2 separate regions of the Homo sapiens genome follow, and region 2 is linked to region 1. Evidence: read pairs that join two places in POLR2A ChIA-PET (ENCODE). Cell type or tissue: MCF 10A. All regions are shown on one strand. Links, peaks and the distances in the headings refer to the core of each region. The heading gives the core; the rest is flanking DNA. Region 1 overlaps NFIA (nuclear factor I A). Region 2 overlaps NFIA (nuclear factor I A).

The links. Peaks named below come from ENCODE experiments on the same cell type or tissue, not always from the same donor. Only the 100,000 strongest peaks of a DNase experiment are listed, where the experiment ranks them.
Region 2: POLR2A ChIA-PET joins it to region 1 with 17 read pairs; 5 of 35 experiments call an interaction of 5 or more read pairs at or near these places.

Annotation. Positions count from the first base shown.
Region 1 is chr1:61,222,051-61,230,395 of GRCh38, reverse strand. All of the region lies in intron 2 of NFIA (nuclear factor I A), which reads right to left. Among named protein-coding and RNA genes, the nearest start is that of NFIA-AS1, 27 kb to the left of the region's middle. In MCF 10A, for the core only: no CTCF peak of the experiment used is centred there; a DNase peak (open chromatin) is centred at 3,545.
Region 2 is chr1:61,138,021-61,146,365 of GRCh38, reverse strand. The region is part of intron 2 of NFIA (nuclear factor I A); the gene reads right to left. Among named protein-coding and RNA genes, the nearest start is that of NFIA, 60 kb to the right of the region's middle. RefSeq lists a cis regulatory region at 4,702-4,712 and an enhancer at 4,635-4,779. In MCF 10A, for the core only: no CTCF peak of the experiment used is centred there; DNase peaks (open chromatin) are centred at 4,575, 5,335 and 6,795.

The DNA.
Region 1 (8,345 bases), core at 196-8,195:
AAATATTTAAGGGGTGATACCATTAGATGCCATTCCTTCCTATTCATATAACTCTCATAATTCAGAACACCCACTTCACAGTAGGTCTTTCCATCAAATTACTGTCAAATTATTTTAAGGTTATTTCTAGATATTCTGTTTTTTATTGCTCTCCTGAATGAGATCTTTTTTCTGTCACAGCTTCTTATTGGAGATGATTATATAACACAATTTTTGGCTTTGGGATGTTTATCTTTTAACTAGATCTTCTGCTAAATTTTCTTATTAATTCCAAATGTTTTTTAATTAAACCTTTTGTCTAGGTAGATAATTCTATCATTTCCAAATAGTGATAATTTCATTTCTTCCTTTCAGATAGTTATAATTCTTATTTCTAAGTCATATAATATGACATTGTCCAAAACTTCTAGAAGAACATTAAATAATAATGGTGATAGCAGCCATCTTTGTTTTCTTCCTGATCTTAGGGGAGATGATTCCAATATTTCACAATTCAGTATGATTCCTTCTGTTGACATGACATAGATAATTTTATCCTGTTAAGGATACTATTCTCCTTTGTTACTGGTTTTAAAAAATTTGGAATCAATGCTAAATTGTATCAAATTCTTTTTGTTCCACATGATTTTTAGTAAGGTTTTCACACCTGTATCCCAGATTTTTGTAGAAAAGTCAACATTTAAAATATTTAAAATTTGAATGAAAAGGCAATAAATGCATGTTGGGGAGGAAGGAAAGACACACAGCTCCTGATTCAATCAGACTTTGATCACAGAGCAAGGATGGGATTCTTATAGCACCTAGCATAGTAGGCATTCAATAAATGAACCAATATTGATTTCTCTTTGAGATGACATCTAGTTTCACATTCCATTTTTGTTTGAGCTTATCAAACAAAATCAAATACAAGAAATTTTAATAAAACATTTCCTAAGATCTTACCTAGAGCAACAATGATGTTTTGGAGGCCTATGTACATGAGAAAATATTTGAGAGATGGGATGAAAAATTCACTGCACTATAAATATATCACAAAATTTCAAGCATAAATACAAAAGATATTTATTTTCAGAATATATGACTGAGTAATTTGCGGGTTATATTGAGAAAAATGACATAGTAATTTATCTTTCTAAGAATATCTTTAACGTGATCTTATATTTTATGCTTTTTAGTTCAATAAAATGGTCAAGTTGATTTGTACAGAGGAATTAAGAAATTTGGTTCCAATAAAGGAAAAAATTACGTTGCTTTTTTTTTTTCTTTTACCCTGACTCCATTCATGACTTACTTCAGACAATTCAGATGAAACATATTTATTTCCTCCCCTATATGAAAGACAATAATTTGTGTATTTTTTTGGGCAATATATTTGCATTCTTTTTTATTAATGGGTTCTTATAAGATTCTTTTAAGGTTGAAATAATTAACCTTTAAAGGCACAAATAATTAATAGTCTTTTCTTTGTTCAGGATTATTGAGCTTATTGTTGCACTCAAATGTTTTCAAAAGAAAAATTTATATCTCAGAATAAATGAGGAGATAATAAACATTAGAGAGCAAAGACATACAATGTGGCTGCCTAACGAAGAAAGCTTAAATCATAAGATATAAACATAAATCAGGGAAAATACTACTAATATGATCTTCAGGATTCTTTTGGATTTAACATTACACCGAAAACCTTCATGTACACATTTTTTTTAAAAAATACAGAAAGCCCAGTATTTCTACCAGGTCCAGAAAAAAACAAAATGAATGAATGAATTGAATACTGCAGAAATTTTAAAATTTTAGAAATGCCAAAAAGCTAAATCTCATAGTTTCTGGAACATAATAGTTTTTCTCTTCCAACATTAACCCTGTCACATTTTGGCCATTATTATTTGAGCCACACCATCCATTTCTTTGAACATCTTTCTTCAGGGTAAGTGTTCAATACTGAAGCCCAGTCCAAGCCAAGGATGCACAGATGGGTGGTTACAGCTGCAGCTCCTCTGACAGACTGCAAAAACCCGCTGGGACACTTCCCCCAGCTCTGTCTATCCATCTTGTGAGCTGGTGCAACTCCACCTTGCTCACGGCTTTGTTGAGTGTGTCACAGGACTTTGGCCAAAATGCTACAATTCGAATGGGTCTTATTAATGGGATGAAAAATGGACTCTCAAAACACACTTACATACAGATCACATGTTTTTCCTGAAATGACTGACAATTCTAATAAAAAAGAACATTATAATAGGTTTAAAAAAACCTTCAGAAATAGTGTATTCAGACTCTCTTTAGCAGGGTGAATGAGTCAAGTTACTCAATAGGATCCATTCAGACTGATTAAATTGGAACCAAGCCAAAACAGATCTTCAAGATCTGAGAGATAGTGGTCATTGAGCCGGGAAGAGGGAAATGGCATCAACTTGAGAATGTACAGACCACAATAGTGATAGAAAATAATAAATTGGTCAGTCCAAAGGCTAGCACAAAAATTTATAATAATGAAACTTCTAGGCTTAAATATTCACAGCTTTCCTCATTTAAAACCTGAGATAATGAATCTGAAACACCTGCTTATGATACCAGACAAGGCCACTTAAAGATTTTAATTAGGAATAGACTAAAGTTTCTAATCTGAAGTTTTATTTACTTACTGGTTACTTCATCTACCTTCCAAAAATAATTTGAGATGGTTCATAAACATATAGTAAATTAGCACACATACACATTTAAGTCCATAAAAGAAGAAAAACATGAACAAAAACTGCAGGGGTTAGAGAAGTAGTGGGGGCAAAAACTTAGGCTGAAATATTCACCAAGGTTAAGAATTAAACTTATCTCTGAGTTTCTTGGGAGCCAAGGCAAAAAGGGAAACAAGGCATTATATAATTTTTACGCCCTGATGAAAGAAAGAATACCGCCTTTCAGGAGTAAAGCTTTCTCTATCGTGACTTTTAAAAAGAACGAATCAGTCTTCAAGATCCCATCATCAAATCGTGCCTGTTCTGCATGATTCCTGACCTAGATTGCCAAAGATTATGAAATCAAGCTTGATAAATTATGAAACAGCTCAACCAATTTCTAAACTAAACAAAAAGGGAAAATCAAATGAACAAACGTTTCCAAACATTTAAAAGTTAGAACCACCCAAAATAAAATTGAAACCAGCGGCAAATAAAGCCAATCCAAATCTCAGCAAACCAGAATCACAAAACCCTGTCGCTACAGGCTTGGGAAAAAAATGCTGCTTGTCAGTCAAAGTGTCTGTCTATGGCATATGGGTAAAGGTTTCAGTCTGCTATCTCCAGACTCATCTTATGGCACTGGTTCAACACCAGTGAATGGTGCTTTAAACAAAAGGAGAGCTCATTCAAAATGGGCGTTTGAGAGTTACCGGTCAGTGTAGCTGTGCAGTTTGTATAAGTGAAAACTATTGGCATGGGAGAAATGAAGTGCAGCTCCCAGGCCTTTGGAGTTTCCTAAGTGCTGAAAAGCAGCCGGGAGGTTAAAGCTGGCTGGTCGGAATGGCATACTTGGCTGAATGCACAGCCAGGTGGCTTGGGCATATTGGCAAACAACTGGCAACCTGCCCAATACATATGGCTTAGATTGCTTTGCTCTTCCCATGAAGCCTTCTTAGACTCTTGAGCAAGCATTCGTTTTAGAATAAAATGTGTCTGAGTGTTAAATAAAATTTTTTAATAATATCTGTCTGATGTAAAATCCCTTTACCAAAAATAAAAATAAAAATAAAAAGATGGGAGGGGTTGGTTGCCAAATGCATGAAATAAAGCATTTCTTTGTGGGAGGAGACTTTGCAGATCCCTTTTCAACCATCTTTGGACTGAATTATTTGGACCTTTCAGGTTCATGGGGGTTAAAATGACCCCTGCAATCCCTGAGAAGCAGGGTTAATGTGAAGTTTAGGGATGGCTGCCAAGAGGTCAGGTGACTATGAATTCCTAATAAATACATAAAAATACAAAGTAAGTAGAGTAGGATAATGGATGTGGACAGCAGATACATTTTGTAAAGGAATATTATGAAATCTTGATTGACAGATAACACTAAAAGGTGTTAGTATGGTCTATCATGTAAATACATATCTGGAGACTCGTTAAAACACAGTCTTTAAGTGCTAACTGTTGAGGCACATGTTACTTCCCAGGCTTTACCAAGTGGCTGCTTAACGTCGACAGCATGAGGCAAACTTTGGTTTAATAACCCCAGCTGATCACTAATCTTGTAATGCTACTACTATCGTACCACATTAAATATTACACAAATACTACTTTCTTCTAAAGTTGGGTTTTCTTCTGTTACACATGTTTGTTGTATGTCCACTGTTTCATTTTAGTTTACTGGATATCTAAAAAGTATTCACAACTGATACATTAGTGAATTAGATTACATGCATTACTGTCAGAATCCTGTTTTACTTATGATAATTTTTAAATATAAGTTTATGGTCCCTTAAAGTTGCAAGCCATTCATCTAATAAACTATGTTAAATCTTCTGGAATTATTATAGTCTACTCGGTAAAAAGATTACAGAGCTGGTGTTGTATTGTGTGTGTTTTTTAAGATTTTAAGCTCAGTAACAGCTCAAACACTGAAATAAATTAATCTCTCATACTAATGAGGGCTCCATACACTCACAAATCTAAAATCTCTTAGGTAGATGCAAACATATATATTGCGATAGAAAAGGAATCATTTGTGCTTATTCAGCAAGTACTGAAGATGTCAATCGTAGATACGAACAAGCAAACTTCCTTTTGGTGATACAAAATAAAATTTCCTGCTATAGTTGCTCCATCTCTTTCACATGCAAAAAAAAAAAAAAAAAAAGTACGAGCTGGGCGCGATGGCTCACAGCTGTAATGCCAGCACTTTGGGAGGCCGAGGCAGGCGGATCACAAAGTCAAGAGATCAAGACCATCCTGGCCAACATGGTGAAACCCCGTCTCTACTAAAAATACAAAAATTAGCTGGGCATGGTGGCATGCACCTGTAGTCCCAGCTACTCAGGAGGCTGAGGCAGGAGAATCACTTGAACCCGGGAGGCAGAGGTTGCAGTGAGCTGAGATTGGGCCACTGCACTCCAGCCTGGCAACAAAGCGAGACTCAGTCTCAAAAAAAAAAAAGTACTATGGACATAAAAACTCATGTAATGGCTTTACATTGAGTATTTACTGTGTTTTAGGCTAAAACCTTCAAATCAATTTCCTTCTCACAGACTTTTTTTTTTGTTTTTTAAAAAAACAAAAAACAAAATATATAAGTGATAGAAACACATTTTGAGGAATGGAGCAAACTTAAGGTGGAAGGGTTCAATAGATTCCTATGTCATGAATCTGGAAAATAATATATTTTTAAAGTCTGTTTCTTGGCAGGGATAACACAGCAAAGAGCTTCATTAGTAAATCTTTCCAATACTCAAAATTATGGGGTGAAAGGAGTGGAGACCTTTTAAAAATGGACTTTAGTGCCTCATGAAATGACCTTTGCAGCATCACATTTTCAACACCCTTATCCTCTGCTCTTGATCAGCAAGTAGTACCACTTAAGAGCTTTATTAGAACATCCCTTTGCCAACTTGGAATAGCTCCAGGCAACTCTGTCTTCCAAGGACACAGTTTGAAGTACTTAGAGTAAATTGCAATGGACTGGATAGATGAGTAGAGGAGGTGAGACAACTGAATCAAGTATCACTGCTTCTGAGACAGAGTCCCCCACCACCAGGCACTTGGTACCAAATGGAGACTAGAGCGTTATTAATTTTTAAGGGCTTCAGATAAACAGAAGGGTCAGCAGGAAGATGATTTTTACACCAACAGGACTGAATCAGAATAAGTTTCTTCACTCAAAAGCAGAGAAAAGGCTAAGGGCATAATTTCTCAAAGTGTGTTTTGGGAGGTTAATGGGGGTTGCATGAAAAAAGGATTCCACTGACAAATAAATTTGGCTACTGCTAGTTTAAACAAAGTTCTCAGACCCTCTAATATATTAATGTGCGTCATGACTCTCTCCAAGAGAGACAACAGTATGCATACATATTTAAATCTTAATTCACCAAAAAAGCACACTTTTTTCTATGGAGCATAAGAGATAAGCATTAAGAAGTATATTTTGGCTAATATTAACTTGAGCTTTTAAAAGTTAGACTTAAGTAAACTTGTTTAAAATTAAATTGAAAAGTTAAGTTCAAGACAATAAACTAATTTTAAATATATTTTTAAAACTAATTTTTAAATATTAAACTAATATTAAAAACTAAGTAATAATTTCCCTATTTTAAACACAGTGTCTAACTGACCTTACTGTATGTATCTCAATAAGTAAAATTCTATCTTATCAGCATTAAAAGTCCTCCCCACCTCCAAATAAAACCCAACTCTAACACAAGCTTTTTTCTTCATATTAGGCAAGAACCCTCTGGTAATATGTAAATAGAGAGGTCAGTTTTCAAACAGGCTGGTTTCTGAATATGGGTTTTAATTATTTAAAACAAAATTTAATTTTTCTAGAAGGTTTCTGAGATGAAGTTTTAGTTGATATCCTCAGAAAACCTCAAAGTATTTGTTAATAGAATTTAGCACCCTAATGATCTAGATTTTGGTCACAGAGTTGTCCAATTAGAAAATGTAAATTTTAATAAATAGAAATACAGAGAAGAGGTGGAGGATAGCTATCATTCTAAATAAAATTACTGTTTATTATCAAATGAGAATTCCACATTCAGACAAAATATTTACAAAAAAACAATTCTGGAATCGTGGAATCTCAGAGAAAGTCAACAAGTGATCATAAAATTTTTAAAATATAATTTGAAATGTTTATCTTATATTCTAAAAATAAGTTAAAATTTGTGGAGTTTCCAAGTAGTCTCATTTTATATTCTCAATTCCCTTTATGAAACCTGAAAAACTGTAAGTTTGTACAGGTCCATCAAAATCCATATTTTGTCTCCTTGCAAAGTACAGGGAAAGGTTCTTCTACTCATAGCTGCATGTGACACCTTTCATTAAAGCTACTTTTTTTAAAAAAATGACACAAGAATATGCTTGGATTACAACACATTTTCCTGGTAAACATTTGCTCTATTTTATTTTTGCTTCTGGTCTCTATTTCCTGGCCAAAGAGTAGTCTCACCTAATGGTAATAAATGATTTACTTCTTGGTTAAAACTCCTAAAGAAAATGTTCTTTAAATAGTGAAATTTTATTCAATTTAATTTTCAAAGAACTGCTGTTAAAAAATTCCAGTTAAAAAGAAAGATTAAACAGTTCTAAAAATAAACAATATTTGGTTAAACAAATACACAGATTTAAAGCATATGGGTAAAAATGAATGTTAGTGTAAACATTCGGCAACATTTTTTCCCTTCAAAAAAATTTCAGAGCAGAAACAAAAAAAAGTTATTTTGGTTTAAATTGTGAAGCCATTTTAATAAGTAATCATTTCTTCCTCAAGAAAAAACATTTGTATAGCCTCAGAAATCTGTTTCATTTCAGTCTTTGTATAAAACTGCACATGAAAAGTATATTTATAAAGGAAATACCAGACTTGGAATTATTTATGTCACTGTAGCATATATATAATAAATGAGAGCTCACTGGAGATATACATATCTTACATATATGAAGGTTGAATTCTGTCTTAAAACCTACTCTAAAGGAGTATTCTAATTGAATCACATTTTTAAAGTTCTATAAAGCATTATTTCAGCATAACAGTGTTTTACCTATACTTTAGCAAAACAGAATCTAGCTTTTTACCAGATGTGGTACTGACTCTAAATACCCATCATTAAAGTTAGTAAGTTTGAAACTATACCTCTCAGCTCTCAGGGCTCAATTCTCTTCTTTTCCTAAGTTAAAGAAAGACTATAAGGACTCAACCTTTAAACTCCTGGTAACATTCACCCCAAAATGGGAAACTAGAGCTGAATACATCTGCATGTAACAGATGATTCAAGAATGAAAACAAACAGGTTGAAAATATGCTAATGAGGAGAAAAGGCAAGGTACATAGAAACCCAACTGCAAGACTCTAAACGGTATAACGGAAACCTTAGAAACATAATGCAAATTACTTGACTTTCTTTGCAACTGGATACTCTTGGACTTAGATTTAATATTTTACATCATTGCTATGAGAATATTCTTTAAAGGTGTTGCTTCTGCCAACTAAATTTAAAATATGTGTAAGAAAACCGTAAAACTTTTTAAACTTCTCCATAACAAAGAGCCCACACTATCCATTTCTACAGTAAAACTTAAAACACGTAGATCACTTTAAAACTTCATATAGTGATAGTGTTTAACATAACTTATTTTAAAAGTATCTTG
Region 2 (8,345 bases), core at 253-8,252, 84 kb after region 1:
TATGATCGGCCGAACAATGACCAACCACCAAGATGTCTATATCCTAATGTCCAGAATGCATGAATACAACAAAAGGGACTCTGCAGCTGTGATCAAGTTGAAGATCTTGAGGTAGACAGATTACCCTGGATTATTCAGGCAGGCCCAATGATGCAACTGGAAGGCTCCTTAAGTGGGAGGCAGGAGGGTCAAAGGTCCAGGAGAAGGAAGCGGAGCTCAAATGCAGTGATGCAGTGAAGAGCCAGCCTCTAGATGCTGGAAGGCCCAAGGAACAGGTTCTCCCCTGGAGCCTACAGAAGGAACCAGTCCTCGGAACACCTTCATTTCAGCCCAGTAACACTGGATTTGAGACTCCCCACCTCCAGACCTATCAGGGAATAGATCTGTGTTACTGTAAACCATTAAGTTCATGTTGATTTTTTACAGCAGCAATAGGAAACTAAAACACAGGACTTGTAGTCATACAAAGAAGAGTTGAATTAAATCGGCAGTGACTTGACCCCACAAACCCAGGGCACCAGGACATGTCAGAGAAGAGAGAAAATGTGACAGCGTTCATTAATGAAGAGTTAAACCTCACCAATAAAATTTAAAGCAGAAGAACGCCAAATGGTTTGACTGGATTATATCACTGAGAATCAGCAATCATCTACAGTGCAGGAAATTAACATGTGAGTGCCCATGATGCACCCAACACCACCCTAGGCTCAACACCTGCATATAACGCATTACTCCAGAGACACCTACACACATGCCCATGTGTGAAAAAGAAAGTAACTAAGTATATACCAAGAGGGCAGAGACTTTTGTCCCATTCATTCACTGCTATATCTTTAGCACCTAGGACGATGCTTGGCACATAGTAGATACTCAATTAATACTTAGTGAATTAATGAACATCTGGAGATAAACCTTGATAATCTATTGGTGAATAACATCTAAGTCATCCAGTAGATAATGTTTCTTCTGAAAGGTTATGTGACCAACCAGACCCTACAGATTTTGAGAAAACATCCTCCTCATAATTGCACTTTGTTTTAGCCATGAAGTCCAATATGCAATAGAAATAGAAAAACAAAAATTTCAGAAAGAATACCAGTGAAATCAGGTTATACGGCAGTATGTTAGCTTCGTGTTCCTACTGTGCTTAAGGGAAGCATTAATTTCCTCAATAATTTTTCTCCTTGGCTTAGTGCTGAAATGGCACAAAATAGGTGGAGGTCTGATTCTGATTTACTATTAATGCCACAAGCATTTCAAGAATAAAATATCTACAAGCAGATTTGGAAGCCCCTTAATTAAATAAAATTTTAGAGGCACTTGAAATATTCCAAAATTAAGAGGTAAAGGGGAAGGCAATGTCATACTCTGACTGATGAGGATGAAGTAAAAGCAGTGGCTAAACTGAGGCAGGTCACACATTTCCAAGAGGACTCTGTGTCAGGTGCGCCTTGATGCTGAGTCCCATTATTCTTTTTTCTTCTGCTAAAAATGGACCCAGGTTGGAATTAAGTAGCTGCAGACCTTGAGCTAATGGCTAATACAAAGGAAAATAAACATCTACCCATTCTTTCAAAGACTTGTTCTCTGAGCATGTACCCTGTGCCAGGCCAGGTGCTGGATCCTGGAGAGAGAAAAGCAATTGTTACTAGTTACTGGACATTTTCTTTGTACCAAGTAGCCATGCTACAAATGGAGGTATGGTCCTATTACTGTCAACCTCATTTGCACAATGAAGAAACTAAGGCTTAGAGAGTTTTCCTAACTCTCCCAAGTTCTTGTGGCTGTGCTTGGCAAAGTAAGAATCTGAATTCAGGTACATGTAACTCCAGGGCCCACATCCTTAGGTACAAATGTCCAAGTGCCTCTGCCCCATAGAGGCCCAGCATCTGAGCTTTGCCAATCACTAAATGCCGTTATAAGGTAAGACCCCAACACTCACATGTACACACACACGGTAGTCTGGGAATGAATCAGGAGACAAAGTTCTCCAGAGAGCTATCTGCCATAGGAACACAAATTGTTTAAAATCTTCTAGAATACTGGTTCTCACACTTTCACATACATCATAATCATCTACAGGGCTTGTTTAAAATCAGGCCCCACCCCTAGAGCTTCTCACTGAGTAAGTCGGGGGTGGGGACCAACATTTGCACTGCTAACAAGTCCCCATGTTATGCTAATGCCACTGATCCAGGAACTACACTTTTGAGAACCACTGATCTATTAATCTGCAACATCACCTCTGTCAGAGCAAGGATTCTTTTTTGTTCACTGTATCTAGAACAATCTACTTGGCACATAATAGGTATTCAGAAAATATTTGCTGAATGAATCAATCTGCTTTGTATTTGAAAAACAGATAACCGGATTTATTAGAATTGTGTGTAAACTAAGTAGATTCTTACTGTGGCCTAGGAAAACATTTCATGATTAAGGGCTTAAGCACCTTAAAGAATACTGTGGCATATCCTTTGGCCTCTCAGAGGCCTTATGTCAACGTATGGGTACTGTTAACACCACCTTTCTCAACCTCGGTGGTATGGCATATTGGAAGGACCATGGAATCAGAGCTTACCCTGCACTTGCTGAATATAGACTCGATATAGCTACTCTATATGGCCAGGTGTCCTGGGATAGGTTCCAAACCTAGTGGATCAGAAATAACATATGAAGGCAAGGCACAGTGGCTCATGCCTGTAATCCTAGCACTTTGGGAGGCCAAGGTGGGCAGATCACTTGAGTCCAGAAGTTCTAGACCAGCCTGGGCAACATGGTGAAACCCCATCTGTACAAAAAAATACAAAAATTAACCAGGTGTGGTGGCAGACACCTGTAGCCCCAGTTACCTGGGAGGCTGAGGTGGGAGGACTGCTTGAACCTGGGGGTCAGAGGTTGCAATGAGCTGAGACTGCACCACTATACTCCAGCCTGGGTGACAGAGTGGGAGGGACCCTGTCTTTAAAAAAACAAAAAGCAGAATGACATATGAAGTGTTCAGCTACATGTCTAGTGAGTAAGAAGTTCTAAGTGGTAGCTATGATTAACTTAATCACAAACATACGTTTGTCAAGGTCATCAGAGAAATCTTGTTCTTCAGCAAACAGTCATTCACTTAAATAATATTCAACAAATATTTACTGAGCATGCCACTGACTGTGGGGCACATGTGGTTCTCTGATGCCACGCTGACTAATAGGTTAAAAACAAAAATCTCCATCCTAAATTTCTTGCCACCCCAAAAAGCTTGTTCTTCTAAAAACCTTTTGAGGAAAAGCCCAAAAGAGCATTCTGGAAGAGCTTAGGGACAAGAATCAACAAGAGTTATGTAAACAGGTGAAGCCAGGTGTTCCTCCTCTCTGAGGAGACACGAAGAGAGTTGAGTCAACAATCCTACTCGCTCTTGGGCCAAGCAGTCGCCACACAAGCGGTTCTCCTCGCCAGGGTGAGTGCATCAGAAGAGAGGCTGCACTGTTCAGGAGCCACAGCAAGGAGGGTCCATCCCCGGCTCTCTCTTAAGTTCTTGGCACAGGGGCAGGCGCTTTCCATGTGCCCTAAGAGCCTGTGTCTGTGTCTTCCTGTCTCCTTACCGGAAAAACTAAAGGCAACACATCTTGTAAAGTGCCCCTCCCTCCCGAAAACACTTCAGTGAAAGTTAGTATCTACTGTGTATATATTTGCATCAAGTTATACCGTTAAGAAAACTAAAATTACGAGTAAAGGAATTAGAGAGCAGAAAGTAACCTTTACAATTTCATAATCCTGTGTTCATTCATAATGTAAAAGACTTAGAAAGGTACCCATTTGGACTCTTGGGAATAGGAAAATCCCAAAACCATAGTTTACTATTTTCAAAGGAGTTTCAATATGGGCAAAAATCAAGAATACTGTTCTTCAGGCTAAGTTTATATCCTGAAATATGCTTCTTGTAAGAAATAATTTTAAAATGTGGAATCTAAAATTAAGCAAAAATAACATACAGTATGTTCAGCTTTGAAATTTGCCGGGACTCAGCCAAGTTTACCATAAACAGAAGGCAGAATTGTCTATTTTTAACTTTACAGCCCTTGGGTGATTAAAATTTTGAGCCATAATAAACAACTTTTTTCTTCTTTGCAACATAATTTCTCATTTGAAATTGCAGTCTTTTTAGTTGTTTAGGAGATATGGATTGAGCACTTCATGTTTTTAAATTCTTTCTTAAATGGAAATTTCTTGCAGAGACTAAATGCATGCATTAGCATGCCAAAAGCACAATTTTTTTTTTTTAAGGAAAGAAAAGGAAAAAAAACTCACTAAGGCCCAAAACTGAATTGCCTTCTCTTCTTTCTATTTTAACTGTTTACCAATTAGCACCTTTGGCCAGCTGCATTTTAGGAGAACATAGTAACAGATCCGCCATTCTGTTCCTGTAAGTAGAATGGCCGCAAACACCTCACCATCACGGGGGCAGATTATTGGGCAATTTGGCATGTTTGCATACCTATTATGTCAGCAGAAACTGTATCTTCCCACCAGGAAAGACAGTTGCATATGCAATAAACCAATAGCCTTTGACATGTCAGTTAATTACATCAGTTAGCCACTATCTCCTGAGCATGATCGCTGTGTTAATGAAACTATTTTGGTGTGGAAATGAAACAGGTCAAGACAAGTAGATCAGGAAATAGAAGGGATTTAGGGTCATATAGAAAGTCAATGTGCTGAGTCACACAGAACTTAACCTTGGCCTTCAGAAAGGATATAAAATTTTTCCCTCTGCTGTGAGTAATGTTAGTATTCCTTTTTCTTGGCATCACTTCGTGCTAAATAGCTCAAAACTCTTTAGAAATTATCAAGTTTAACAGTATTGCCTCCCCTTCAAGGGCTGTTAACAATCGAGTTATTGGAGATAAACCAAAGACCAGTATTATAGGCGCTGACTTTAAAAGACATGGTTTTTTTTCCCCCTGAGTAAAGGGGACCAGTCAAAGATGATGCCCGGTTTCTGGTTTGGACGACAGGGTTAAGAATGGTGACAGCTACTTGTTTTGAAACAAGATGAGCAGATGTATTGGAAAAACAGATCAGATATTGCAAGGAGATGTTAACTTGGGTTTCTGTTGTTTTTTTCATGCTGAGCAGGGGTTTGAGGCTCTAGAGAAGGACTTAACTCCTTCTTCGATCTTGTAGCACATCAGAGACTATCCCACCCCTACTTTCACCAGACACTTAAATATTTAAGCTTGTTACTGAGGTCATTCTAAGAAATCTCTTCTTCAATTTTACAGACATGCCTTCTTCAACTGCCCGTCACATAATATGATTTCCCAATTCATTGGCATCGAGTCTCCATTCTGTTGGCGTTCCTCTTAGCATTCTGTGCCCAAAACTGGGCAAAAAAAAAAAAAAAAAAAAAAACCCAGCTGTGGTTAGACCACAGCCCAACTACAGCACCAGCTTTTTGAATGGCAATGTCACACTGCTGGCCCCTGTTAATCTTGTGGTCACCATACACTCTTGGGTTAGCTGTCAAATTAGGGTTTCTCCACCCTGCTTTTGTATAATGAAGTTTCTAATCCTAAATGCAGGATGCCCCATTCTGAGCCTGTTTGTATTTAACAGAAAATAGGGATTTTCGTCCCATTTTTATCTTACCAATTCACTCCCCAACTGTGCCAGAATGCCCAGAGGTAATAGCCTTTTGGAAGGAGCTTTCCCATGCTACATTCCAGCAGGGTAAAACAATCTGAAAATGTTCTTGCCCCTTTTATCACTGAGTTCTCCATATCCCAGGCTATTTTATAAATAGAATTTTTCCCTACAGAAAATATGTAAAGCCATTGCGAAGAGAAAACTTTTCTACACATAGAAAACATGATAATTTCTCATTAGTTTTGGAACAATACAGGTCTACTCTAAGTTGTTTCTTATTCTGGAGTACAAAATTTGCATTTTATAATGTAAATTGGGACACTGTATACTAGCTTTCTCCTACCCATTGCCTCCCCCCGCCCCCGCCCGCCAAAAAAAAAAAAAATACAGCCAGATATTTACCAACATCCTGGAGGCAGTAAACAATTTCGGTTTTTCTGCAGGCAGTAGCATGGAATGTTGATTGCATTTACTTAGCTATCAGTATGTAACAAGCTGTAGAGCCTTCAGGCCAGGGGTACAGAAAAGTGTAAAGGAAGGAGCTATGTTAAAACAAAATGTATATGGGCCAATTTTCAGTACTTATCTCAGCCTTGCAGCCCTACTGCCTGCCTGTCTCAGGGTCATACAAGGATTTAGAGTTTAGGGGGTGAGTGGTCTCATGGCATTTAACTCTTTGGATATTCCTCTCATCATTTATTGGGTATCATTCGAGTTTGGTGGAGCCCAATGTCTGGATTTCTACCAGGTCATGCATCTGCAGGAAGAGCTATTCTTCCACTGAGTTTTCAAAACATCCTGCTAATTTGACCCATTAGCAGATACCAACTTTTTTTTTTTTTTTTTTTTTTTTGGTAAATTCCCTAAGTATAGAAAACAATGTTATACCTCCGTGGGAGATGGCAGGAAAAATATGCTTAGCCTGATGCTTATCAACTTTAAAACTTAATAGTTCAGCTCATGACATAGTCTTTTAAAGAAGAATGGGAATACATCTGTCGGGGTGTAATTTAGGTAGCAGTGCCTGAAGGCAGGAGGAAAGACAAGATCACTTCCCAATAACTGTACATGTTCATGAACAATGCCACCACAGCAGGCACCAGTGACTCAGAATCGAGACAAGAGAGAATATTATGAAATCTCATAGTTAGGAAATGCTGATCTGTATCAGCTACTAACTCCCCAGACTAGCTTTCGGCAAAGTTACCTTCTTTCTCTACTTTCTGATCCGCAAAATAGATGCCCAGAAATCCCTCGGGTGAAAGATGATCTCTTTGAATAGCACCAACCTGGATTAAGAGTCGGCTACAGGCCCATTTGCTCGGCTGCACCAGCAAGCTGCACGGAGCCCCTCAGCAAAGCCTGCCCGGACCAGTAGCCTAAGATACTTGTACCTCAGTTACCTAATAATGGGATCTACATGGGGAGTTCCGGACTATCCTCTGCATGTTTTTTCCTCCACTTTTATCCTCAGAGTAACCAAATGTGTTAAGAATTATTTCTGTTTTACAGATTAAGAAATCAAGCCCAGAGAGTTTTGTTCTTTTGTTTTGTTTGAGACAGTCTTGCTCTGTTGCCCAGGCTGGAGTGCAGTGACGTGATCTTAGCTCACTGCAACCTCCGCCTCCCGGGTTCAAGCAGTTCTTGTGCTTCAGTCTCCCAAGTAGCTGGGATTACAGGCACCCAGTTAATTTTTGTATTTTTAGCAGAGATGAGGTTTCACCATGTTGGCCAGGCTGGTCTCGATCTCCTGGCTTCAAGTGATCTGCCTACCTCGGCCTCCCAAAGTGCTGGGGTTACAGGCATGAGCCACTGCGCCCAGCCCCAGTGAATTTAAAATGACTAATTCTAGCCAGGCACGGTGGCTCACACCCGTAATAGTAGCACTTTGGGAGGCCGAGGTGGGCGGACGACTTGAGGCCAGGAGTTCGAGACCAGCATGGCCAACATGGTGAAACCATGTCTCTACTAAAGATACAAAAAATTAGTCTGAGTGCAGTAGCACATGCCTGTAATCCCAGCTACTTGGGAGGCTGAGGAGGGAGATTTCTGGAACCCAGGAAGCGGAGGTTGCAGTGAGCTGAGATTGTACCACCGCACTCCAGCCTGGGAAACAGAGTAAGATCTTGTCTCAATAATAAATAAATAAATAAATAAATAAATAAACAAACAAACAAATAAAATGACTAATTCTTTATCAGAAAGTGAGAAACCAGGATTTACCACAAATCTGTCCGGCAACAAAGATTCTTTCTACCTCTAAGGGTGGTGGGGTCAAAGATTCTTTCTACCTCTAAGGGTGGTGGGGTAAAACCACTGTATTTTGAAAATAACTTTGGCCAGAGCAGTGGCTCATGCCTGTAATTCCAATACTTTGGGAAGCTAAGGCAGGAGCATCACTTGAGTCTGGTGGTTTGCAACCAGCCTGGGCAACATGGTGAGACCCTATCTTTACAAAAAATACAAAAATTAGCCCTACGTGGTGGCGTGTGCCTGTAGTCCCAGCTACCTAGGAGGCTGAGGTGGGAGGATCAATTGAGCCTGGGAGGTCAAGGCTGCAGCGAGCCATTATCTCACCAATGTACTCCAGCATGGGTGACAGAGAAAGACCATGTCTCAAAAACAAAAAAGAAAAAAGGAAAGAAAATATTTTTTGTTTTACTAAGAAATTGGAAAAAAATACTCTTGCTCTTGACTTCTCTGAAGGGAAA